Linked DNA regions of Homo sapiens: all the other regions are linked to region 2. A link is a loop called in an ENCODE intact Hi-C map of the cell type or tissue named here. Cell type or tissue: endothelial cell of umbilical vein. All regions are shown on one strand.

The links. Hi-C counts contacts between places; a loop is a spot of excess contacts. Peaks named below come from ENCODE experiments on the same cell type or tissue, not always from the same donor. Only the 100,000 strongest peaks of a DNase experiment are listed, where the experiment ranks them.
Region 1: it touches region 2 in a loop (18-fold over the local background); 24 of 110 quality-filtered maps call a loop at or near these places.
Region 3: it touches region 2 in a loop (12-fold over the local background); 37 of 110 quality-filtered maps call a loop at or near these places.
Region 4: a loop joins it to region 2, with 10 times the contacts of the local background. A loop is called at or near these places in 25 of 110 quality-filtered maps.
Region 5: a loop joins it to region 2, with 11 times the contacts of the local background. A loop is called at or near these places in 36 of 110 quality-filtered maps.

Annotation. Positions count from the first base shown.
Region 1 is chr7:134,699,378-134,704,377 of GRCh38, reverse strand. All of the region lies in intron 1 of LOC124901750 (a long non-coding RNA gene), which reads left to right. Among named protein-coding and RNA genes, the nearest start is that of BPGM, 55 kb to the right of the region's middle. RefSeq lists silencers at 406-616, 1,187-1,481. In endothelial cell of umbilical vein, a CTCF peak has its summit at 2,914; DNase peaks (open chromatin) are centred at 1,587 and 2,897.
Region 2 is chr7:134,630,251-134,635,250 of GRCh38, reverse strand. All of the region lies in intron 1 of LOC124901750 (a long non-coding RNA gene), which reads left to right. Among named protein-coding and RNA genes, the nearest start is that of BPGM, 14 kb to the left of the region's middle. In endothelial cell of umbilical vein, a CTCF peak has its summit at 2,145 (motif pointing left); DNase peaks (open chromatin) are centred at 2,090 and 4,220; H3K27ac peaks cover 2,257 bases.
Region 3 is chr7:134,941,100-134,946,099 of GRCh38, reverse strand. CALD1 (caldesmon 1) reads right to left here. Exons shown (of 15, transcript NM_033138.4): 7 at 4,863-5,000. Among named protein-coding and RNA genes, the nearest start is that of AGBL3, 43 kb to the left of the region's middle. In endothelial cell of umbilical vein, a CTCF peak has its summit at 2,059 (motif pointing right); DNase peaks (open chromatin) are centred at 2,119 and 4,729; H3K27ac peaks cover 1,124 bases.
Region 4 is chr7:134,753,464-134,758,463 of GRCh38, reverse strand. The region is part of intron 1 of LOC124901750 (a long non-coding RNA gene); the gene reads left to right. It also overlaps a transcript of CALD1 not described here. Among named protein-coding and RNA genes, the nearest start is that of CALD1, 24 kb to the left of the region's middle. In endothelial cell of umbilical vein, a CTCF peak has its summit at 2,806 (motif pointing right); a DNase peak (open chromatin) is centred at 2,863.
Region 5 is chr7:134,952,518-134,957,517 of GRCh38, reverse strand. All of the region lies in intron 9 of CALD1 (caldesmon 1), which reads right to left. Among named protein-coding and RNA genes, the nearest start is that of AGBL3, 31 kb to the left of the region's middle. In endothelial cell of umbilical vein, CTCF peaks have their summits at 2,901 and 3,116 (motif pointing right); no DNase peak of the experiment used is centred here.

The sequences.
Region 1 (5,000 bases), 69 kb before region 2:
TATGCAGAAAAAAAAAAAAGTGGAATGAAATCGCAGAAAGGCTTAGCCAAGGGCACTTTGAAATTCACAATACTCTATCAGAAAAGTCTCTACAGAAACAGTACTCCTGTAGGCTCTTGGTTATAAATATTTAAAGGTCTGAACACACGGAATGCCAAATTTGTCTATCGGCTCTGCAAATAAAACAACCTATTAATTATCCATTAGTACTACACATTTCCTAATTTATACATGCCTCAAATTGAGCTGTCCCTCCCTTATACAGTGGTTTGGCTGCTCCCTGGGGTGACCTAAGTGAGTCAGCTGCAAAGGAGACTGATGCTTTTATTTGCAGTTTGTTCTCAGCCTTTGACCTCAAAGAAACTGCTTTCGTAAGCGGGTAGGACTCTGCTTGGTGGGGGTGGCAGGGGGCAAATGCTTTCAGAACAACCCATCAGTGACATCCTGTGACCTGCAACGAAAGGCCTATGAGAGTAAGGGCCTCCTTTCTCAGCACGCCTTTCTCCTCACCCTAGTAATGCCTCAGACCATGTTTACGCCAGAATTAACATACTTCGGGGAAGCATGCAAAAGGAAATCAAATCTCCCTTTGCCTGGGCTTTGAGAATTTCTGAGCGATTTCTCACCTCCATTCTGCCTTATGCTTAGCTCTCTGAACACGGTGGCTTAGAAGAAGAAGCAGCACTGAGATCAAACTCTGCTTCTCTACCCCGAACACCTTCTGTCTGAAAAGAAGCAGAGAAAAAAGAAAGAGCTGGTCCTTGTTTTGTCGGTGAGAAGAATGGACCACATCAGTGGTTCTAAACCTGAAGCCTAAGAGTCAGCTGAGATGCTGGTTAAAATCCAGATTCCTGGGTCCCATCCCCAGTGGCCCTGGTTCATTAGTTCAAATTCCCCTGCGGATGGCTTCCAGACTAGCTTCTAGGGAGACATGGTAATCACTTAGTCCACCCAAGCTGATACAGCCTAAGGTTTTATAGGTCATTGACCCCCGCTATTCCTGGCAGCCTGGGGCCAGACAGCCAGTTCTCATCAAGCCTTTAACCAGTCACTGCCTCACTGATGTTAGATGTGACCTGGGCTTCCTGGTCAAATTCCTGATCATCCTGTCTTCCTCAATAATAACAACTCAAAGTTCCCGTGTTCTTCTTCCTCTGTAGTCAGAGATACCTTAAAAGCAAGGCAAAGAGAAACAAGAGAAGCTGGTTTATAGCTGAAGGGAAAGGCTCTTTGATCCATCTTTCTCTCACCACTGCCTGCTCCTTCTGTTCCATTCCTTCCTGTAATAGGCACAGTCATCATTTTTATGTTTTTTAAATAAATAAAAGCACAATCATGTCAGGGCTGAGCAGCACCTTTGAGAGGATCTGATCCCCTTCCTTACTGTTCAGGCAAGAAAACTGAAGACAGAGGTTAAGGAACTTGCCAAACGTCACAGCCAGCAGAGGTAGTGGTGGGATTTGAACCCAGGCAGTCTGGCTCCAGCACGCAGGCTTGTAGCCAGAATGTTCCACAATGCATAGATGCAATAAGAAAGCTGATCTAATAGCACAAGACAGGCGAGCATAACAATGTCGGGAAGACCCATGCAGAGGGCAGGGGAAAGGTTATCCTTGTGCTATTCTTGTAATTTTGTTCAACAAAATTGTCAGCATGTGGGCAGAAAAAGAGGCAAAGCCACACACTGTCTTAACCATTTGTAAGCACAGACTATATCACAAAGGGGATTAAAGCTCACATGGTCGGATTCTGGCCTCTCTCACTCCCTTCTCCTAACTCACAAGAAGAGTCAGGCAGCCTGGGCGGGACCGGACCTCTCATGGGCTCCAGCAGCCTGGAGTTCTTCTTCCCATGCTGCCTCTTCCCAACTGCATGGGTATTGTTTCTTCTGTAAATCGGGGAGAGGATTGTTCAACGGGATTACTGTGGGTGCTTTCCAACTCTGAAGTTGCAGGTGTGTCCCACCCTTGAGTGGCAGGGGTAGCTTTAGTGTAGCTTTCTATGCAGCTGAGGGGGACAGTAAATGCATGATCACATGCATTTTTACAGACTGGTTTTGGGTCGATTCATACCTCAAACTCCATGATGGAGAGAACTTTCATAGCCCTTGTAGCTCCTCTCAGCATCTAGAGCAGGATTCTGCTGGTGACAGGTATTTAGCAAATATGGCAGAGTGGCTGTTCCCAGGCCCAGAGCCACTTGCGGGTCCCCCAGAATCTTGATAAGACTCCTCCTTCCATAAAGCTTCTTCCCCACTCCTCCTATCCAAGACTGGATTTAGGGGGCTCAGGATTCTACAAACAAAGCTGAGTGACCCTGTGACCTTGTCATCTCACAGTGACTAGACAAGAAGATAGCCTATCTATCTCCCTGACTCCTGGGAGGCTGCTCCTCCTGGTCTTTATAGAGGCCTGGCTGGAGACAAACTATTGGCCATTTTGCTTCTTGCTTGTTTTGCCTTGGGTTTTTCACAGTTTTCTTGATAAAACAAAAGGTGTTCAGCCTCTTAAAGTTTTTGCCCAGTTCTTACCCTTGACAACAGCACCTCATCACCAATAGTCAGTAAATTTCATTTCTCCCATATCCATATTTCCCTTGCTTCCAGGGTAGGGGAATGGGTTTTGGCCCTGGTTTCATACAGCTGCAGAATGATTTCCAGAATGACGTCCCATGATGGCCATGTGAGAGGAAACAGGCACGAACTGCCACCTGGGAGTGATTTCTGGTGAGACATTTCATCTTCCATGGTGGCTGGCTTAACAGTCAGGCTGGTGAAAGCCAAAAGTTCATCCTCCAGGAATGTTCTGGAGGTTATGCCGCCTGGAGGTAAAGGGTTATTCTAAGCCAGTCTCAGAACTTTGGACCTTTGATGTCTAATTCAATGGTTAGAACATGGGCTAAATGCTTTTGATCCCTAGATGGGGCCAGTGAGCTTGGTTTAATTCAGTGGCCTAAAGCCCACCACTGACTATGTTGGTGAATTTCAGTGTAGTTATTCAACAGGAAGACCAAAAGGAGAGGCTTCACCTCAACTCCTCTCAAGCTGGTGTGCTATCCCAAAGCAATTTGAAATGCCGACATTGATTTGGCAATGATGTATATGAAGGAAGAGTTATGAAGCTCAGTATTAAAGACTGACGTTTCTACTTCTTCCATGCTTTCGTTATGTTAATGTCGCCTCCACATTACCTTCAGATGGAAAGAAAGAACATCACATGAATGGTCAACTACAAAAATTAACTATTTTCAGTCCTGGATTAGGTAAAAAATAATGTATATGGCAAATCATGAAGTTAAGTATTTTCCAAAAATATTTTTTACTGCCTTAACATACTGGAAAAGCAAAAGAATAAAGATGTTCTATTCAAGAATGTAAGTTTATAAATAAGTGGGGGAAAGAAAGGAACATGAGGCCGGGTGCAGTGGCTCACGCCTGTAATCCCAGCACTTTGGGAGGCCGAGGCGGGCGGATCACCTGAGGTCGGGAGTTCGAGACCAACCTGACCAACATGGTGAAAACCCGTCTCTACTAAAAATACAAAAATTAGCCGGGCGCAGTGGTGGGCACCTGTAATCCCAGCTACTTGGGAGGCTGAGACATGAGAATAGCTTGAACCCAGGAGGCGGAGGGTGCAGTGAGCCGAGATCATGCCATTGCACTCTAGCCTGGGCAACAGAGCGAGACTCCATTTCAAAACAAAACAAAACAAAACAAAACAAAATGCAAAAAAAGAAAGGAACATGATCAGGGAACTGGGAGGACCTGGGAGAGTGTGAGTCCACATGGATGAGGATCCAAGCTCAGAGAGGCCATGTTCTTTCCTAAGGTCACACAGCTTAGATAAGGGTTAAAATAAGAGAACATTTAACCCATTTATACCCGAGATTGCAATTTTTGAATTTTTGCAATCAGACCTTGGTGATGACCCTAAGCAGTAGGATATAAATAACTCCCACGTGCTCAGCGTTCCAGTAATGGAACACTAGGCATAAATGGGTTTTAAACAAGTAAAAAGAAAAACTCATTTTTCTGATTCCTAGTATAGTGCTTGTTCCTCTACATAATGTTGCTGTCTAGATTTTTTTTTTTAGATTGTTCATCCATTTTGGAAGCCTAATTGGCAACATAATGGAATTTTCTGAAATCCACAGAGAGAAAAAAAGAGCCAACTACATTCAGTTTTTTTTTGTTGGCTTGTTTTGTTGGAATGTATAAACAATTCACCAACAGACATCATTTCATAGTCTGAAAGGAGTGGAGAATTAAAGAGATTTTGTGCTCAACCTCTCAGTAGAGGAAAGCCCTGTGACATCAATGCACAAGGCTATGGTTGAATTATTTTGGATTTGAGGTATGTGTGTGGGATTTGAGGCATGAAAAGAGGTAAGAGAGGAATTAAAAGGAATTGTTGCTTTCTGGAGAGCCCCGAGTTCAGATACAATGACAGTGAGCTGATCTACGTCTCTTCTTATAAGGAAAATACCATCACTCAGCTACATTTCTGAGAAAGAGAAGCTTTCTGTCTAAAAGAGGACCACAATGAGTTTGTTGAGCTAAATGACTCTTTTGAAGGAATGTTGTAACAAGGAATGGCTAAACGTGATTTGAAATCAGCTGGGTTATTCAGAAAACTTGCCTATTTACATGAGCGCATCCAGCCATTCACGGTTGCCCACGTAGTGCAAATCCTTTTGCTTCTCCATCACTGGAACGCCTTTCCTTGGGGCGAGCCTCTTCTCAGCCTTCAGGAGCCAGCTCAAATTGCACCTAATAAAGTGTAGCCTTCTCATACTGGCCCAAGGCCAAACTCCTTTGTCAGCTTTGCATCTATACCTCAATATGGAATTTACCAAAATGATTCCTTTCTGCCTTTCCTTCTCCATTTGATCATCAACTCCTCAAGATTAAGGACAGGGTCATATTTATCTTTACACCCTAGTGCTTAATACAGTGCCTGTACATGTGATGGTTGATTTTATGTGTCAGTTTGGGGGCACAA
Region 2 (5,000 bases):
GTGAAGACTTTTTGTGTTTTTCTTTCATTTTACATTTATTAATTCAAATTCTATCACAAGGAAGAGCTGTCCCATCTCCCCTATTTATTTATTTATATCAGTATGAATTCATGGAAGCTTATTATATTTTATGGTTTATAATCCAATACTATACTGTTGACTCTTGAATACCATGGGAATTAGGGCCACTGACCCCCATGCAGTAAAAAAATCCACTTATAACTTTTGGCTCCCAAAAAATTTAACTACTTCCAGCATACTGTTGGCCAGAAGCCTTCCAGAAAACGTTATCAATTAATACATATTTTGTATATGTATGATATACTGTATTCTTAAAATAGACAAAATAAAATGTTATTAAGAAAATTATAAGGAAGAGAAAATATGTTTACTATTGATTAAGTGGAAATGGATCATCATAAAGGTCTTCATCATCGTCGACTTCACACTGAGTAGGCTGAGGAGGACGAGGAAGAGGAGGTGTTAGTCTTGCTGTCTCAGGGTGGCAGAGGTGGAAGGAAATCCATGTGTATGTGGACCCTCACAGCTCAAACCCATGTTGTTCTAGGGTACACTGTATTTATTTTGCTGCTCTGATTGTTCCAGGTTTGGCAATTAGGAGCTCCTTAGTGATTGGCTGCTGTGTTTTTGTTTGTTTTTGTTTCGTGGAGCATTTTCTTACTCTCTGGCACTACAAGATATTCCAAGATCATCTTGTTTATTACTTGCCCTAGCCCTGGAATCAGCTATTTCTCCAAGGAAGCTGGTTCCTTTTATTGCAGAATGGTGTTTGAAAACCAAAATCTGAGCATTAGGTGTGAAATTGGCTAAAATTTCTGACAATTTCATGTTGGTGAGAATGCAAAGTAATAAGCTCATAGGAATTGGTAAAACTAATTTGGAAAACAATTCGGCATTAGCTGTAAAGTTGTAGGTAAGTACACTTCATGAACCAGTAATTTCATTCCTAGGTGAATACCTTGGAGAAAGTTTGGCATATGTACAGCAAGAGTCATATACAGCTTTGTTTATGATAGCACAAAACTGAAAATCACCCAAAAGCCCAGTAGTAAGAGAACAGATGAATAAAATGGAGTACTGTAAGCTGTGAAAATGAATGAACCACAGCTATACACATCAACACGGATAAATCTCAGATACATAATTTTGAGCAAAAAAAAAAAAAGAGAGAGAATGATTTCATTTACATAAAGTCCAACAATATGCAAATAAATAATGTATATATTTGTAGGGATGCATAAGTGATAAGATGATACAACTAGAACGAAAAGGAAAATTATTACAAAATCCAGGTTACAGGTTGGGTATGGTGTGCAGTTGGGCTTCAGAGATACTGGTAATATTTCTTAGCTGAATGGTGGGTTAATCACATTCATTTTATTTAGATCATATATATGTGTGGAATATTGCATAATGAAGAAGGAAGTGAAGAAAAAGTAGGGGGGAGCTAGGGGAAAGGAAAGAAAATATAAAGAGGGAAGCAAGAAAAGAAGGGCAGGAAGGACACAGGAAGGGAGAGAAGGAGGGAAAGAGAACCAAAAGAGCACTCCTGTATGTGCTGTGGTCTTCGGATCCGGTGAAGTTCAGATTGTGACACCAAATATATGTGTGTCTTTAGATGAGCCACTAAACTCTAATAAGCCTCAGTTTTCACACCAGTTAAATTGGAACAACGTGCTCTGGCCTGTGTAGTTCACACTGTTATTGTGAAGATAAAATGGAATATTTACATCTATTATATTTATACCTATTATATCTATATAATAGCACTTCAAAAAGTGTCCTACAATGTAAAGCAAAAAGAAAAGTAATACATCAAGTTATCATCTTGATTCCTAATGCCAGATATGGTGTATCTCGATATTTACATGTAATTTCATATTCAGTGACTATTTAACTTACATCCCAGTCCTTTCTCAACTAAAATATAAAGAAGAAAGCAGACATTTTGCTATGCCTTTCACAAAGGTTAGTTTGCTCTTCTGACAAAATTTATAGAAGAGCAGCTTACCGAAAACATTCTGAACTCTCAGGCTGTGGAACCTGAGGTATTTGCTCGTTCTGGAAGGGTAATGTTGGTCTGCTCTCTGGTGGTCAGAGAAGAAAGCACATATGAAGGGGTTGTCAATCCGGTCTCAGTTTAAAAAAATACATTAATAATCAAGATAGCAGCTACCATAATTTATTATGTGCCAGGTTCTGTGCTAACTACTTAGTTCTCATTATCTCGTTTAGTCCTCACAACAACCCTGAAAGATATACTACATCACATTAGCCTCATATTTTTAGGTGAGAATTTAGGGTCACAGAGATTTGAATTAAATGGCCCATGGTCACCAAGTGAGTGATGGACAGATTGCCTCCTCAGAGGTGTCTGTGGCCAAAAGCCCACACTCAGCATCCACCTCAAATGTCTATTGGACAACTGAGATCTCCTTAGAGATCTTAACATCTTGTGGTACTTTAATTGTCTCATTGTCCCTCTTCTTTACTTGGAATAATCATCTTCCCTGTATTTTGACCAGACCCCAAACTGGCTACTTCTAGCCTCCAACTTCTCTAATTACTGACTCTTTATCTTTTGCTTGCTTTATCTTCTATTCTATTAATTAAATTAATTAATTGATTCTTTTATATTATGTAAATAAATAGTATTTACACCATATAGTATTTACACAATAGAATATTTAATATTTAGCTATTCTTTAATTTCTGAAATAAAAACCTACTTGGGCACAGTATATTTTCTAAATATACTGTTAGATTCAATTGTTACATGTTTTATTCAGGATTTCTTATCTATTTTTATTTGAGAGCCTGGTCTGTAATTTTCAATGACTGTTAGATTGTAATTCTAGGTTATTCTAACCTTGTGAGATGAATTGCAAAAGTTCCTGGTTTTGATGCTTTGACATAATTTGGATATCATGGAAATGATCTACACTCTGAATGTCTGATAGGGTTTTTTTTGCATAGTCATTCAAGCTTAGAGATGTTTTATAGGGTAGATCTTTTCATATGCTGTTCACCACCTCACCTTTTCCCTGACCTCTGCTGCTAGCTGGTCTATTCCTGTTTCTTATCTCTTCTTGAATCAATTTTGTTAATTTGTGTTTTCTGTATAATCAGCCATTTCATCTAGATTTTCAAGTTTATGGCACCAAAATTTTATGTTGTATTTTCTTATAATTTTAAAATATCTGTTTTCATTGTACTTATAACCCTTTTGCTATTCAGGTTGCCATCCTTTCTTATTGACTGCAGTAACCTCCTGACTGGTCTCCCCACATCCACTACTTTTCTCTGTGTATCTACCTCATCTTTTATCATTCCTTGCTGAATCCATCTATAGTCAAATAGAGCTATAAGATCTTAACTGCAAACCCACACATCAGAGAAAGCTATTGAAGTAGCAAGGTGGTTGTAGTCTCTTGCTAGCAGATCTGTACTACAAATCACAGCTGGGAGCTGTGGGACAGAGTCCTGTGCCCATTCTTGGGTATCCAGAGTTGTCATTATGTCACTTTCATCTCTAGCTTTTCACACACACACACACCCACACAGACACATATGTACACTTGCCCTTCACTGCTCCCTGCTGTACCCAGCCTAGCTGCATCTATCCAATATACCCTGCCTCCATAGCTCACCTCTGTTACTGGAGGAAGTGAGGAGGTGCTGTATAGGTTATCTTGGAAAAAACAAGTACAACACCTGATGACCAAATGGGAGTCCACAGTGCTACAAGCAAACCTTCAACCATGTGACAACCTTCACTAAACAAACCACTAAAGAAACTCCAATCCAGTTCTACTCAGGCCCACTCTGAAGGGAGGTGGATAAATCCAGAGATAGCAGTCAAATCTTGACTGCTTTAAAACTACCCCCAAATCAGCAAAACATATCCACCTTTTAGAATTTCAGACCCCAGCCTGACTCACCTCATGCATGTACACCTCTCTTTTTTCTCTTAACCTCTTTCATCACATATTTACCATTTATAGCTCTTAGACACCATGACTTTGATGTACAAATCAGCTCTTTCTTGGCCTCTAGCTAGAGCTGCTTTTCATGTTTAATCCTGAGCAGTATTCATCCTTAGCAACTGAGGAAGTTGAGCTGTATACATACACAATGACTGTGTCCTTACAGTATGAATTATTTTTTTAAACATACAATTGAGGATGTATAGTCATAGAGAATGTGCTTCTTTCAACAAACAGGTTATGTATGAAGTAATCAGTAAAGAAGAAAACAATTGAATCCAAATAGAGTATTTTTTCTCCTTCTTTGTGGTATGCAATGCCATATACTTGAATAATTGATATTGACTCAGTTCAGTGGTGTAGTGTGATATAATACGCAAGCATGGCCTGGAGTCAGGAGACTTTAGTCTACTCCTATGATCTGTTACAGTGGCTGTGTGACCTCAGGATAAGTCTACACGACCTTGACAATCATTTTAGCATAGTAGTTTTGGATCCCCAAAAGTGCATAGGTGCTTATTCTTTGATGAATAAGCAATATGAAAGAGATACTGTCCTTGTTCTCAAGAACCTTATTATTTTATGAAAATACTACTTATTTTAAGTAATTAACTATAAGGAAACATTTTCTCTCTTTTACCTTTAGGTGTCAAGCTCTTCTAGCCCCTTTTACAGTTAACTTTTCTCCATGTATTTTGCTATCTTTCTAGCCCTCAGAAAAATAAACATGGTATAATCATGGTTTAAGAAACTAAACCAAACCAAACCCTGTTACCCATGGTTTATTATTCACATCTCACTTCCTTTTTTTTCTTCCAAAGTCAAAACCTTCAGCGGATATAGAGAAAAACATTCTATTCCATTTACTGCTAGGATTATGATGGACTAGATAGAATGACTCTCCCACTACAATATGACTGAAGCCTGGATGAATTTCAAATATAATTTTTAAAACACTGCTACTGAGACATTTATTCCTCCTGATGCCAAATA
Region 3 (5,000 bases), 310 kb before region 2:
AAAAGTCTTGTAGTGGCCTTACTAGTCCTTTCCCGTAAGTTACTGGTTAACTTGGGTCTGCCTGGAGTAATGGATCAGGAGGGAAGACAGAAAGGTTCAGGCGCTGGGAATGGGAAAAAGTGGCTGTAACTAAGGGTAGGCATTGAAGTAAATCCATCTGTCCACAACTGTGCCTTGAGCTTGACTCTAGCAGCTGATCTCTGGCAGACGAAATTACCCATTGCCTCTTGATTAAGAGCTAAACACAGTGATTTATGTCTATTCTTACAGAGCTGCTCCAGGAAAGTCCTTAATGACTGCATTAACCTATGGCTTCAATTTGTGAATTTTCTATGCTCTTTGACCCCAATACAACTGGAATACTCCTTATACAGACTTAAAATTATGAAATTAGCTTGGTATGATGTGGTTAAGGTTATTACTTACATGTCATTCTTTATGCTCTCTAAACCCTTTTCATATCCACTACTTCATTTAACAGTCACAATAACTGGGAAGATGTCAGGTTAGGTTTATTATCCCCATCTTACAAACAAGGAAACCACAGGTAAGACAGAGAATAATATACTCAAACTTTTGGAAGCTAGAAAGCAGTCGAGCCATGATCAGATTCTAATGCTTATCTATTAGTTGTACTCTTCTTGTAACTATAATTATACCTGAAATTAAATACGTTTTGTTATGAAACAATGAATAAACTGAAATAGAACATGTTATTCCATCTCTCCACCTCTTACCTCAAACCTTCAGGATAGAGTCTGAGAGAAGCGTTTCCTACCTCTGTCTCTAGAGTTTCTACAGTCTAGGTCTAGCTACCTTCCGTGCCTGAGATGAAGCAGAAGCTTCATCAGGTAGAACAGCTTATAAAACAGGAAGAAATGGGTACGTTTTTATGTAAGTAAGAACTAAAATTGAAATTATGTTGAATTTTCTTTTGTGATTAAGGAGGATACACAGGGATTTCATTGCAGAATTGGGAACATATTAAGACTTCAGACAGAATGCTATCCCAAGAGTCCTTATGGTAAAATTTTATTTTGGAACTGGTATTTTTAGTATTTTACACAACTATAAAAAGATGAAGACATATCATTAGCACCTACTGTGACCCCTGAGTTTCTTTAATAAATTTACTGTATGATACAGTTAGAACACTGATAATTTTAAAACATGTCGATACTCAAAGTAGAACTTCAGTAGAATGCAGAGTTTTCACTAACACAGAGTTCACCTAAGTTGGATTTGCCTGGGACTTCACTAAGCAGAATTTAGTGGCTTAATTTAGGCTTGAAGCCCTTGTTATAAGTAGTCTTTAAGAGACAGAGATACAGCTTTGCCATTTAAATACTTATTAGCAAGTAGTAAGGTCATTCTTAACTAGATGTCAACGTAGATATCCTATTCCTGACACTTTTGTCTAAGGAACAAAGGAATTATCACACCCTAACATCATTTACTACATGTAAAGAATGGTACAGTGTTTCTAGCTGTGAAACAAGAGGAAGAATAAAACAAGAAATGGGCTCAAGAAATACACTGTGCAATATTGATTTTATAATATATATATGTATATTATATATCATGCTTTTTAAACACTGAAGTAGTTCTGAATATCCTGTGTCCTCCAGAACAATAATTTTCAAGCTGCAGACCAGAAAATCAATTTAGTAGATTGTAATCAACATTTAAAAAAAAAAAAAACAGAAAATATCAGAGTGCACTGCATAGAGCAAAACAAAGTACCATTTCTTGACACACTTGTTTCAGTTATAAAAATATATACAGGTGTGTACTGGGTCATTATGTAAAATTTATTTCTTACTAAGGGCTTAGGTTAAAAAATTTAGAACTATTGGTCTAGGCTCATGCCAGTTACAGGTAAACTTTTATTTTGAACTCAAACAAGGTTAAAGGGTCCCTCAAAACCTTGCTGTCAAAGGCTCTTTCAGGGTCTTCTAGGTTCACAGGCCTGTGACTCCTCTCTCAGTCAATTTAGGGTCTTTCCTTCCAAAAATGAGTTTGCTCTCTCTTTGTGTTCATCATATTACTGTACAGGAACTGGACCGGCAAAACACATGCCTATAGAAACATCTATGGATTCCACTAGGTGTCACTCAGTCTTCATTTTGGACAATCAAAATGTCCGTCATTAGGGACTGGCTAAATAAGTCCTAATACATCCATCCAGTAGAATCTAATATCATTAATTATAGGCTTATATTTATTGGCATAGAAAGCAAGCTATGACACATTCTTATGCACAGTGCAAGAATCAATGTAAAATTATAAGTATACTCACACACGTATATACTACATATAAATATACACACGTGTGTGCATTTATCTTGAATATTATATACATAGATAAATATCTGGAAAAAGTGTTACTGCTAGTTATCTTTGGGTGGTGGGTGCTTATTTTTATTCTTCTATTTTCTGAGCGTTTTTATAATGAGTATTTTTTTCTATAATCGGAAAAAATCTTTTAATTTCTACCTTCAAAAATAAAAAATCAAAAAACCATTTTGCACTTTCTATAAAACCCTTGGTATAATTTGCATCGCTATATCTTGCTCATTGAATTGAGATTTTTATGTCATGTTTTAGAGAAAACGAGTTACAAGAAAATGCAGATATCAAAGGGAACAGTAATTAAATCACACATAAGCAGCTATGCTCAAAACAGGAGCAAAAGTTTTGTTCACACCACCTCTGCCTATGTGCATGACCTCAGCATTAGGGTGCCACTTAATGTGGAAATCGTTCCATAAAGTTCTTTCTCCCCGCACCCCACCCCCACCACCCTACCCCCGTCCTTGGCTTCCTTAGGTGTAAGTCAAGATGAGTATCAGGCCTTTGACCATTAAGAACACAGCTTGTTTTCAGTGAAGCTGGTAGGTACTAAACTTACCTAAATAGAGGCTAGGCGGATACTCTCTTCCTCTCTCCTCATTTTATATGTATATGGAGCAAAACTATACTTCTCTACTTCAATCAGCGTGAACTTCTAATTGAAACTAAAACTCACATACGTTGGTGGCTAAACAAAAATAAATAATATGGTAGCAGCTTGTTCCTGTATTTTTTTTTCCTGCCCAAAATAGAAAAATTAAGGCCAGAGTCACACGTAAGTGTTCTTAGCACTTAACTTGTCACCATCTCTTGTGACTATTCCTTTCTTCGAATTACCCAGCTTTTTGGATTTCTACACAATAGGCATGTTAATTATTAATTTGAGCTTTGAAGCTTGTTGGCAAGTTTGCTAATTGTTAAACAGACTTTTTTCTACTGACAGATTTTCTTAAACGTTATTTCTCTTAACAAAAAACTTATACCTTAAAAGAACCTTATGTTTACAAGACATCTTTTAAACTATTAAAAAATAGTAATATTAGGTAATATTCATTGAACACTTTTCATGAACCTAACACTATTCTAGGGCTTTAAAACATTAAACTACAGACACTTCAGCAAGTTTTAGACTCAACTTACCAACCTGAATCAACTCGCTTTGTAGATTTTCTATGAATGTTCAATAAACTTAATTTTCACATCTATTCTCTTGGCAATCCCAAGTAATATCTATAGATTCTACCTTTCTTACACCTTCATCATTTTATTTAGATCTTTTATGTACACCTTTTCTTCTGTGAGCTTTAGGTTCTCCTTTGGATAAATATGAATAGGTTTCTGCTTAAATTTACGTACAAAAAAATTGTTTTGGGGCAACCGTATTTATCCATCTTAGCCTCTTGGATGAGACTGAAATATCCATCCCTAGTAGCTCCGCCTGCTTTTGAATATTACAAAGGCTTTGGTGTGAGGAGCATGTCAGATTTCTCCCTCAAACCTGCTTGATGACTTTCTTATTTGAAGTGTTCAGAAAAACAGGGTCACTAGGCAAGCCTGCAGCCAAGGAACAAGCCCGGGGAAATCCACATTGCAGGGACCCAAGACTCCTCTCCGGCACATCTGGCACAGCAACCAGTGACAAAACAGAGGTTGGAATTTGGCCCCAGTGGTTGGAGAGAGTGTTTTGTGGGGAAGGAGCACAGGAATCACGTAGCCAGCCCAGTGTCTGCACCTCAAGTTCTTCTACAAAATTGGTAGAGAGCTCTCAGGATTCGACTGTATTTAGAAATGAGGATTTACCTGAATATACTGGTCTCGTCTGTCTGATAATCAGTTGCCCAGATTTTCAGTTTGATGGGGTAAGGGATTATGTTGAGGGGAAAGCTCAAGCTATACAAGAGAGTTTTTCCAAACTGTATAAAATAGAGCAGTAGGTCCATACCTCTCACTCCCTCTTAGAGACTTCCAATGAAAATGAACATGAAGGGCTCTCAAAGTCATGTGGTAAAGAAATCTGAGGAATTTAGCTTAATCCAGTGTTTCCCAAGTATTTCGCCACAAAACAATCTTAGTCTTATGCAATATTTATTTACAACCTTTAGAAAATGCATTCTTGAAAATGGTACTGAGAAAGGTCTCTTAGGAAGGTGGTCAGACCATATAGAGAATCATTGAATGACATGAATCCCAGTTATAATGTTTTCTAATACACTAATCTCACAAAAGGTCAGTGAACAAAAACATGGATGCCAAGCATGATCTGCCTTTCAAAATAATGGGAAAAGCAGACTAAGCCCTGTCTGAGCGATGACTGCTGGTCTTCTGTTAGTGATATAAGAACTGGACCTGCTGACTGAGTATCTCTAAGACAATGGCTAATGACCTCACAACAAAAGCATGCTGCCTGCTTAGCACGTTTCTGTCTGGAAGCACAGGATGGGAAGACTGACTTTTTTTTTTTTTTCTTTGCATGTGAACACAGTTTCTATTAACTAGTTGCTACTTCTTACCTGAAAGTATTCTCAGTATGTTTAAGTTTGTGGGTCATGAATTCTCCATTCTGCGACTTAACTTCTGTAAATCCCTTCTTTCGATCCATGAAGCTCTTAACTTCTTCTTTGGGTTCTTTGTCCTTTTTAATCTTTTCA
Region 4 (5,000 bases), 120 kb before region 2:
TAACTTCACATGCTTATATCCCAAATGACCAGTTCACTTAAAGTTTAAATGTACATGAATTTTTCATTCATTTGCTAGTAATATGATTAATATGGTTGATTATATATGTTATAAATGTGTGTGCCTATATATTTATAAATGAAATATACTAGAGTCAACAGGCAGTCATCCCAGTTCTAAAATGAGATGGTTCAACAAGAAAGTCCCTAAAGTGTTTTCAGTTCTAACAATCCATAAGTCTTGGAGTTTTGACTTTAGCTTTGCATCATCTCACACAGGCTTTAGGAAAGAAGCATAGAGTTGCACACAACAGTCTGAATCAGCTAGCATCACCCGCACACTCAGCATGTGGAATGTACTTGTAGAAAGTTTCTGGGTGGGCCCACGTAAACTGTGTTTGCTATACTGAACAGAGTCCCTGTGCTCAGCTGGTTACAAGTTTGACTCAAGGTACGAGCCTTGCATTGTCATCAAATAGATGCCTGTGCAGAATCAATAATACCTGTGTGGATAAGCAAGCCATCCTCCTGTAGAGCCATTCTGAAAGTTTTGCTGGACTCCTTTTTTTTTTTATTTTTATTTTTTTAGACGGAGTCTAGCTTTGTCGCCCAGGCTGGAGTGCAGTGGTGTGATCTCTGCTCACTGCAACCTCTGCCTCCCGGGTTCAAGCAATTCTCCTGCCTCAGCCTCCCGAGTAGCTGGGATCACAGGCGCGCACCACCATGCCCGGCTAATTTTTGTATTTTTAGTAGAGACAGGGTTTCACCATGTTGGCCAGGCTGGTCTTGAATTCCTGATCTCGTGAACCACTCACCTCGGCCTCCCAAAGTGCTGGGATTACAGGCATGAGCCACTGCACCTGGCCTCCATATTTTTAAAATAGTCATACAGGAGACCATTTGAACTCTTGTAAGACAAACCCTGATAAGAACTCAGGCCTGGAAACTGCTAGAAGTCTCCAGGCTAATTACATGAGTAACGTTTGCAGTCTGTGGAATGAGGTCTTCAAGGAACACAGACCTGCAAATTGTAAGCATCAACAAGCGAACATACAGGATAGATAGTAGGATCTATCTATAGGCAGAGCCAGGAGGATCTTTTTGGATAGAGAAACGTAGAGAATGGAAGTGGGAGGTGGAAGGAGAACAGTACTGTGCACTGCACAACTCCAGGGGTCGTCATTCACATTCTAGTCTACGTAGGCTGTGCTCTCCAGAGAGAAGGAAGAGTAAAGTAAGTGCAGTTTTCATTCAGTTGCACCATATGGAAAGCCAATATGGAGAATAATGTTTATGCTTCAGGGGTTTATTTGATAGCCAATAACTAAACAACTAAGTGTCTCAGGCTTAAAAAAAAAGCCCAAGAAAAAAACTAAATTGACTCAAAATTTTCTGGCAAAGAAAGCAATTCATGCCAAGTTCTAATACCATATGCCTTAAAACAGCAAGAGCAAAACAGCTACTCTGAATGAAGCAAATCAGTAAAGTGCCTAGAAAAATGAGCGTAAGTGGCGGTTTTCAAGTTACGCATAGCGCTACTTTCAGTCATTCTGCATATATTTATTCACTGACTACTATTTGTCAAACTGTGCTATTGGATGGCATTTAAGGTTCCTACGGGCCCATGGAAAAGCTCATATTTATATTTTTGAACTCTTGTTCTAAATTATCAGTTTACTTAAAAGATATATGAATTAATTTTATTAATACACTATGAATCAAGTTATGAGTTTCAAGTCATAATAATATTCAGGAAGAAATAAAATCAAGTTGGCTGCTTCACTGGACACCAAGATCTGATCTAAGAATCATGCAGGTCCTCAATGTGGGAGCTTTAAAAGATAACAAAAGGGTTATTTAGACTGAGCCTCCTGTCAGAAGTGAGAACTCCATATAATTTATAATACATAGTTTATTATAACATCAAGTTATATACTATGAATTAAACTTAATATAGAGTAGATTTTTATTTAAACCCAAACTCTCACTAATAGATCATGATAACCCATGACTACTGTAGCTAAATGAATAATTTCTCCAAATATAATTTTAATCATAAGAACAGAATTCAGAGCCTCAAAATGGACCTACAAATATAGGAAAAAAATGCCATATGATAGAGATAGTATTTAATTTTTGAATTTTTTAGTTTTAGGTTTTTTTTAATTTTTAGTTTTTTTTTTTTTTTTTTTGAGACAAAGTCTCACTCTCGTTCCCCAGGCTGGAATGCAATGGTGCGATTTAGGCTCACTGAAACCTCCGCCTCCCAGGTTCAAGCAATTCTTCTGCCTCTCACCTGTAATCCCAGCACTTTGGGAGGCCGTGGCGGGTGGATCACCTGAGGTCAGGAGTTCAAGACGAGTCTGGCCAACATAGTGAAACCCTGTCTTTACTAAAAATACACAAATTAGCAGGGCATGGTGGTAGAGGTAGTATTTTAGTTAAGGGATGTCTTTTGGATGTCTATTCAATAATTTGTTGGTATTATTGGTTATCCATTTGGACAAAGATAATGTTTAGATCCCTATCTCACATCATCCACCAGTCATTTCCAGATAGATTAAATATATGAGCATAAAAAGTAAAACTATAAAAGAATCAGAGGAAATACAGGAAAATGTTTTACTTTGGGTAGGAAAGATTATCTTAAACAAGACTCAGAAGGCAAACAACACAAAGGAAAAGAATGATAAATATGACTAGAAAAACAACTTCTACACTGTGAAAAATAACACAAGTAAAATGTAAAGACAAGAGACAGAGTAAGGATAAAATATTTACATATTTATCACAAACAAAAGCTGACTGCCAGTTATGGCTGTGCAGGCTGTGTACTGTACACCACCGGGGGGAGCCATTCAAGTAGACTACAATGTGAATTGTGCCCTGAAGGAAATCCATAATCTATAAATCACTCCTATATCAATAAGAAGAAAGATAAGCCACCCAATAGAAAAATGGGCAAAGAATATGGGAAGTGGATTCATAGAGGAGTAAAACCAAATAATAGTAGGCATACACAAAAATGTTCAATCTTACTTGTAATCAATGAAAAGCAAATTGAAACAATAATGAAGCATATTTTCACCACGCCAGTAATGAAAAAAAATACTTAAATGCAAACAAAGAAATACCATTCCAGAGAAGCAACATTTGAAATATGTGGCCGGGCATGGTGGCTCACGCCCGTAATCCCAGCACTTTGGGAGGCTGAGGCAGGCAGATCACTTGAGGTCAGGAGTTCAAGACCAGCCTGGCCAACATGGTGAAACCCTGTCTCTACTAAAAATACAAAAATTAACCAAGAGTGGTAGTGGGCGCCTGTAATCCCAGCTACTCAGAAGTCTGAGGCAGGAGAATAGCTTGAACCTGGGAAGTAGACATTACAGTGAGCCCAGATTGGGCCACTGCACTCCAGCCTGGGTGACAGAGTGAGACTCCATCTAAAAATAATAATAATAAAAAAAAAGTAAAATATATAGTAGTGTTGAGTAGAGTAATGTAAAATGGTATTCTCTTGCCTTACTAGGTGAGGTATAAATTTGACAATACCTATTTAAAATAAAAATTCATCTACCCTATTGTCTAACAATTTTACTTTTCCTGATCGTCTCTAAAGAAACCTTCACACACACATATAAGCTATACATTGTATTTATACAATTGTTTGTAATTGTATACATTGGAAACAGCTTATTTGTCCATAGTTAGCGTTTAGTAGTTGAGTAGAATGAACTCTATATGTGGTGAAATGAAAGATCTCCATTATAGACTGTTGAGTGAAAAAAAGTAATTTTCCTAATGATATATGTGGTATTATTCCAGTTATATAAAACACACATGAAGCAATATCATACATGTATTTTCTTGTATGTCAAGCAGTCCTTCCGGGACTACACATCTGTTAACAGAGGTACCTCTGGGAGCCAAAAGGGATTATACATGGATATCAGCAGTGGGTTTTAGGTTTACCTTTCATATTTGGTTGAAAATTAGAGCATATGTATTATTTTATAGACATTTTCTTTTCAACTCACACTTCTGTGCTTGTACCTTGAGACAAGGGTGGTATTAAAAAGTCATGAAGAAGACATGATACAGAATTTTTTAAATGACAGCAGCAATTTATAAGCGACAGTGGCCAATGCTAACATTTATAATACACACTTAGGTTTACCTAAAGAAGATGGTCTTACTCATCATTTTCTCTTCTCCCTTCTCTTTATAAAGTCTCTCCTTTCCACATCTCAGGCCCCAGCACAGGAACCTACCCCCTAGTCACCTAGGCTTTCTCTCTCTCACTCTGTTGTGACTTCCTCACCCAGGATTCAAACCCAGGCTGGTTTCATCCTATGACAAGAAGATGGCTATCTAGATGGATGGGCTGGGACTTCATCTCATCCCACAGAAGTTACGTGTTAAACAAATATGGTCAGGGCTGCCTGTGGAGATGTCCCCAGCCTCCTGCCAGAGAGAAGGGACTGGAAGTCAGAATCTAACTGAGATGGTTGAATCAGATGCCTGCTTCAAGTCAATGCAGCTAGGGGAGCTTGCAAAGCCAGAGTTTGCAACAGAGTGGGCAAATACTCAGAAGGAAATACAAATTTCTGGAGTCAGAGCAGGCCAGGGAGGGATCAGCCGGCATCTGGGTATCAGAAGCGTTAAATTATAGACAATAGCTACAAGACAATTTGTAGTCAAGGACCAGCACTACAAGGCAGGAGAATAAAGAACATGAAGGAGAAAGGGCAGCAAGAATGGGAAGAGGCCCCACCGTTGTCCTGTGTGCATTTCTGCATCTCTGCATCTCTGCCTTGCAAAGTCATAGTCTTTGCAAGGCAGGAGCCACCCTCAGGGCAGTTGGCCTAGACCAGTGCTTCTTACCTGGTGTGCTTTAAGAAAACTAGTAATGCCTAGGCTGCATCCCAGTCTAATTAAACTAACATTTCCTAGGTGGAGCCGGATGTCAGTATTTTTCAAAACTCCCCAAGTGATTCTCCA
Region 5 (5,000 bases), 320 kb before region 2:
AACCTGGGAGGGAGAGATTGCAGTGAGCCAAGATTGTGCCACTGCACTCCAGCCTGGGTGACAGAGTGAGCATCTGTCTCAAAACAAACAAACAAAATGCAACAACAACAAACAAATAATTTTTTCAAAAACACACACTGTTACCCTTTAGGATGTATTTACTAGAGACATACCATGCTATTCGAGTAACAAAATTTTCCCATAATGTTTTAACTATGTATTTGGTATGTAACAGGATTGAATAACTAGGAAATGTGAACTAGTCCCTTATTGCTTAACCTGATTTCCTAACTTGACAAGGGTCAATGATCAAGCCTATTGCTGAACTTAATTAGCCTTGGAACGTAAAAGGCGGGATACAGGTAGAATGAGGATGGGGCACAGCTCATCTGTAATGGCTGAGGCTTCCCATGAAGCCCCTCTTAGCCCAAGTGTGAAATGAGGAAATGAGCCCAGAGAAACAGGGTTGGACATAGAAAAAATCAGCAGTTAGTAGTCTTTGATGAGTTCTTTTTTTTTTAAAGCTAGGAACTTTTTTGCTACAACTGAAGCTGCTAAATCAAACATTATATTTTACTGAAACTGTAACACTTAAATTTAGATGTTAGCAATAAGCAAATATTTGTTGAATCCATGCCACACCCAACTCCAGGCTAGAAATATCCTCTACCACCCATCACCTATCAATACCATGAGCAAATACCTTCTTTGCTTATGACTGCATGTGCCAAAGCACATGCACGCTGAAAAGTTCCATTTTCTTCCCTGTTCAGGACAGTCAAGAAATCTACTGGATTTTAGTTGCCCTAGGCTAGTATGTTTGAGTGGCCCCTTGTCTCAGTGAGTCTTGGTTAATGTGAGAAATTACCATAGACTGGGTGCCTTAAAACAACAAACATTTCTCACAGTTCCGGAGACTGGGAAGTCTAAGATTAGGTTGCCAGCATGGTTGGGGTCTGGTGAGACCTCTCTTCATGGTTTGCAGATGGCCACCTTCCTGCTGTGTCCTCATATAGTGCAGAATAGAGAGGGAGCAAATAAGGTTCTGTGTCTCTTCTTACAAGGGCACTAATCCCATTAAGGGGGCCTCCACCCTCATGACCTAATTGTCTTCCAAAGATCCCACCTCCTAATACCATCATATTGCAGATTAGGATTTCAACATATGAATTTTGAGGGGATACACACAATTCTCCAAGATGTGAGGGGTTCTTTCTGACCCAGACTGGTCTGGGATTCATGAGCAATTAATAAATACCACAGAGTTTTTTTTTTTTGAAAACATGCTTCCTCTCTAATATCAGTTGAATAACAGTTTTATAGATACTAGTAAGAGCATTTCATTCTTTCTGATGATTTCCTACAAAGACAAAAGCAAACTCTTACTTAAAAAACTATGCAAAAAAGTACTATAAGTAGTGCTGACTTTATGGGATATATAAAACATCTGTAAAGTAACTCTTATTTTTCTGATTTTAATTATAAACTTAGAAGTATATTTCTGTAGAAAAAATTCCCAGGTGAGTAAGGTGAAACAGTTTAGAACTATGCAATGCACTGGCACTTTTAATAAATATTACCCATCCGTCCGTCCGTCCATCCATCCATCCATCTATCCATCCATCTATCCTATTTTTATCCCTGCCAGCCTGTCAGCCAAACAATTAGCCAATAAATAATATACTCAGTACCTTCTATATAAAATTGAATACTAATAAATAAAATAGTGCTATTGATCGAACTGTGTCCCCCTAAAATGCATGTGTTGAGGCCCTAACCCCCAATGTGATTGTACTTGGAAATGGGGCCTCTAAGGAAGTAATTAAGGTTAAATGAGATCAGAGCGGTGGAACCCTGATCCTACAGGATTGTTATCCCTACAGGAAGACACACTAGAGAGCTCACTTGCTCTCTTTCCTCCATGTGAAGACACAGTAAGAAGGCAGCCATCTGCAAGCCATGAAGAGGGCTCTCACCAGAAACTGAATCTGCTTGCACCTTGATTTTGGACTTCCAGCCTCCAGGACTGTGAGAAATACATTTCTATTGTTTAATCCATCCAGTCTATGGTATTTTGTTATGGCAACCTAAGCAAGCTAAGATAGACAAGGTCTTTTTCTTTTTCTTTTTTGAGACAGAGTCTCACTCTGTTGCCAGGATGGAGTGCAGTGGTGGAATCTCGGCTCACTGCAATCTCCACCTCCCGGGTTCAAGTGATTCTTCTGCCTCAGCGTCGAGTAGCTGGGACTACAGATGCGCGCCACCATGCCCAGCTAATTTTTGTATTTTCAGTAGAGATGGGATTTCACCATGTTGGCCAGGATGGCCTCGATCTCTTGACCTCATGATTCGCCCACCTTGGACTCCCAAAGTGCTGGGATTACAGGTGTGAACCACTGTGCCTGACTGACAAGGTCTTATTCTTTAAGGAACACAGAATTTAGTAGGGAAGACTAGTAAAGTATATAAAATAAAATATTTAAAAATTAACAGTAGGTACAATATTAAAGAAAAAAATGCTGTGTGTATAAGAAGTAACTATCTGGGGGAGGTGGAGAAGGCTTTTCAGTAGTGTTGATATTTGAGCTGAGATTAGTAGTTTCTGGTTTACATGGTTTCAGAAATGAGTTTATGAAAGTGAGGAAGGAAGTGCATGGCTTAGCCAGGAAAGGGCATTTCTGGCAAAGCAAGCACATGTACAAAGATTTGGAGAGCCACAAGGCACGCAGCGTGGTGAGACTGGGGATAAAGAAAAATTCAGTGTGGTGGGAGGATAGAGGCACTGCAGAAGGGGATAGCGGAGGTGAGAACTGTTCTTTGTCCCACCTGCAGCATCTTTATGACTCAGGGATCATCTTTCTAACCTTGGCCATGGCATTTATTCAAATCACCGAGATTCTCAGATTCCTACTCCTCCTTTTGCTTCTATCATAGCTAACATAGCCTGACTTCATCATTGCATTTCGCACATTTTGTCAGGATGCACTGTCCGTTTACTGATGCACTCCTGCTAGAAAATATCCTAACTTAGTGGCTCTAAACAATTTGTACTGAATTTGTATATTAAATGTTCTGTTTAAGGAATTTAACAAGGGAAATTGGTTCTTCTGAAGACCAAGAGGTGGCAGTATTGTCTCGATAAAACTTGGAATAAAAGCACACCATTCGTTTTAGAAAATTGGTGCTCTCGTTACTCCACACCCTGCCCCAACCAATAAAGGCAATAGAAATTAAAAAATCTTTGAATTTAATTTACTTAAAATCTATTCTTTATTGCATATGAAAATCAGTCACTGCTAACATAATTTAATGATGAAAAACTAGGTACAGACTTTCCCAAACAAGGAATAGAAATCATGAGATATTTTTTAAAAATACAGTAGTTGGTAGTATTTTGATGTCAAATAGCAAATATTTTTCCTCCCATTGGTATTCTACAATGCTAACTTGTGACCACTTATAAAAGTTGCAGGGCCAAGGGTATCAATAGCTATCCCAATTACATTGTAGAATATGAAATTGAGCTTGAAAATCAGAGTCACAGCAAGTTCTTCAAGGCACATACATGGAGGGAAGCATAGACTGTCTGCCCCTGAATATGTGTCTCTCTTACATAGAAATTTAAAATAACCTAGACCTTTTTTATACATCTACTTTAATCAATTGCAGACAAATGCCTCTCCATCAGAGGGAGTAGATAAATGGCTTCCTGGGGGTACTAGATGAAATGGGAAGCCAGCATCTGGCTGAGGGAAAGACCAGAGAAATAGGTACGTTGAGAAATTTGGTAGAGAAGAAATAATTAGAGGAGGGTAGGGTAGGTTGTAGTTTCTCCTGAAAAAAAAAAACAAAAAAAAAAAACCACAGTAGAATTTGGAAGTCTAGATGACTACTATTTTCTTCATGTTACCAAGACTGTTCAAGGAAGGCTTGGGTGGGATTTTAAAGAAGGTAGAAAGAGAGAACATGGTTTTCTTTTTCTTTTCTTTTTTTTTTTTTGAGACGGAGTTTTGCTTTTGTTGCTGCCTCCCAGGTTCAAGCAGTTCTTCTGCCTCAGCCTCTCAAGTAGCTGGGATTACAGGCATGCGCCACTGCGCCCAGCTAACCTCTGCCTCCCAGGTTCAAGTGATTCTCCTGTCTCAGGCTCCTGAGTAGGGATTACAGGCACCTGCCACTTTGCCTGGCTAATTTTTGTATTTTTAGTAGAGACGAGGTTTCACCATGTTGGCCAGGTTGGTTTCAAACTCCTGACCTCAGGTGATACACCTGCCTCAGCCTCCCAACGTGCTGGCATTACAGGTGTGAGCCACCGCACCTGGCCTTGAGAATGGTTTTCACACTGTTAAACGGTTAAAAAAAAATCAAAAGAAGAATAATATTTCATGACATTAGAAAAGCACAATAAAATTACATAAAATTCAAATTTCAGAGTTTATAAATAAAGCTTGCCTACTCCACAAGGCCTTTCTCTACTCATTTTGCTCTGCTCACTTTTGTAATTCTTGAATTGTTTCTTTGAGGCAGTCATTAGAGCCATCAGGGCAGCCACCTTGCTTTGTTCTTTCCCTCATAGGACATAGCATGCATTAAGTATTTCATAAATAATCAGATATTAAATGTATAATCCCTCTGTGGCTTAGTTTAAATTTTCCCTGAAGCAGACCTTGAGACAAGGGTTCAAGTACAAATAATTTATTTGGGAGGTATCAGAAATATGACTGGGACCTAGACCATCATAAAGACTAAGTGAGCCGGGCATGGTGGCTCATGCGTGTAATCCCAGCACTTTGGGAGACCAAGGTGGGCGGATCATGAGGTGAGGAGTTCGAGACCAGCCTGGCCAATATGGTGAAACCCTGTCTCTACTAAAAATACAAAAATTAGCTGGGCATGGTGGCGTGCACCTGTAGTCCCAGCTACTCGAGAGGCTGAGGCAGAAGAATCGCTTGAACCTGGGAGGCGGAAGTTGCAGTGAGCCAAGATGGTGCCACTGCACTCCA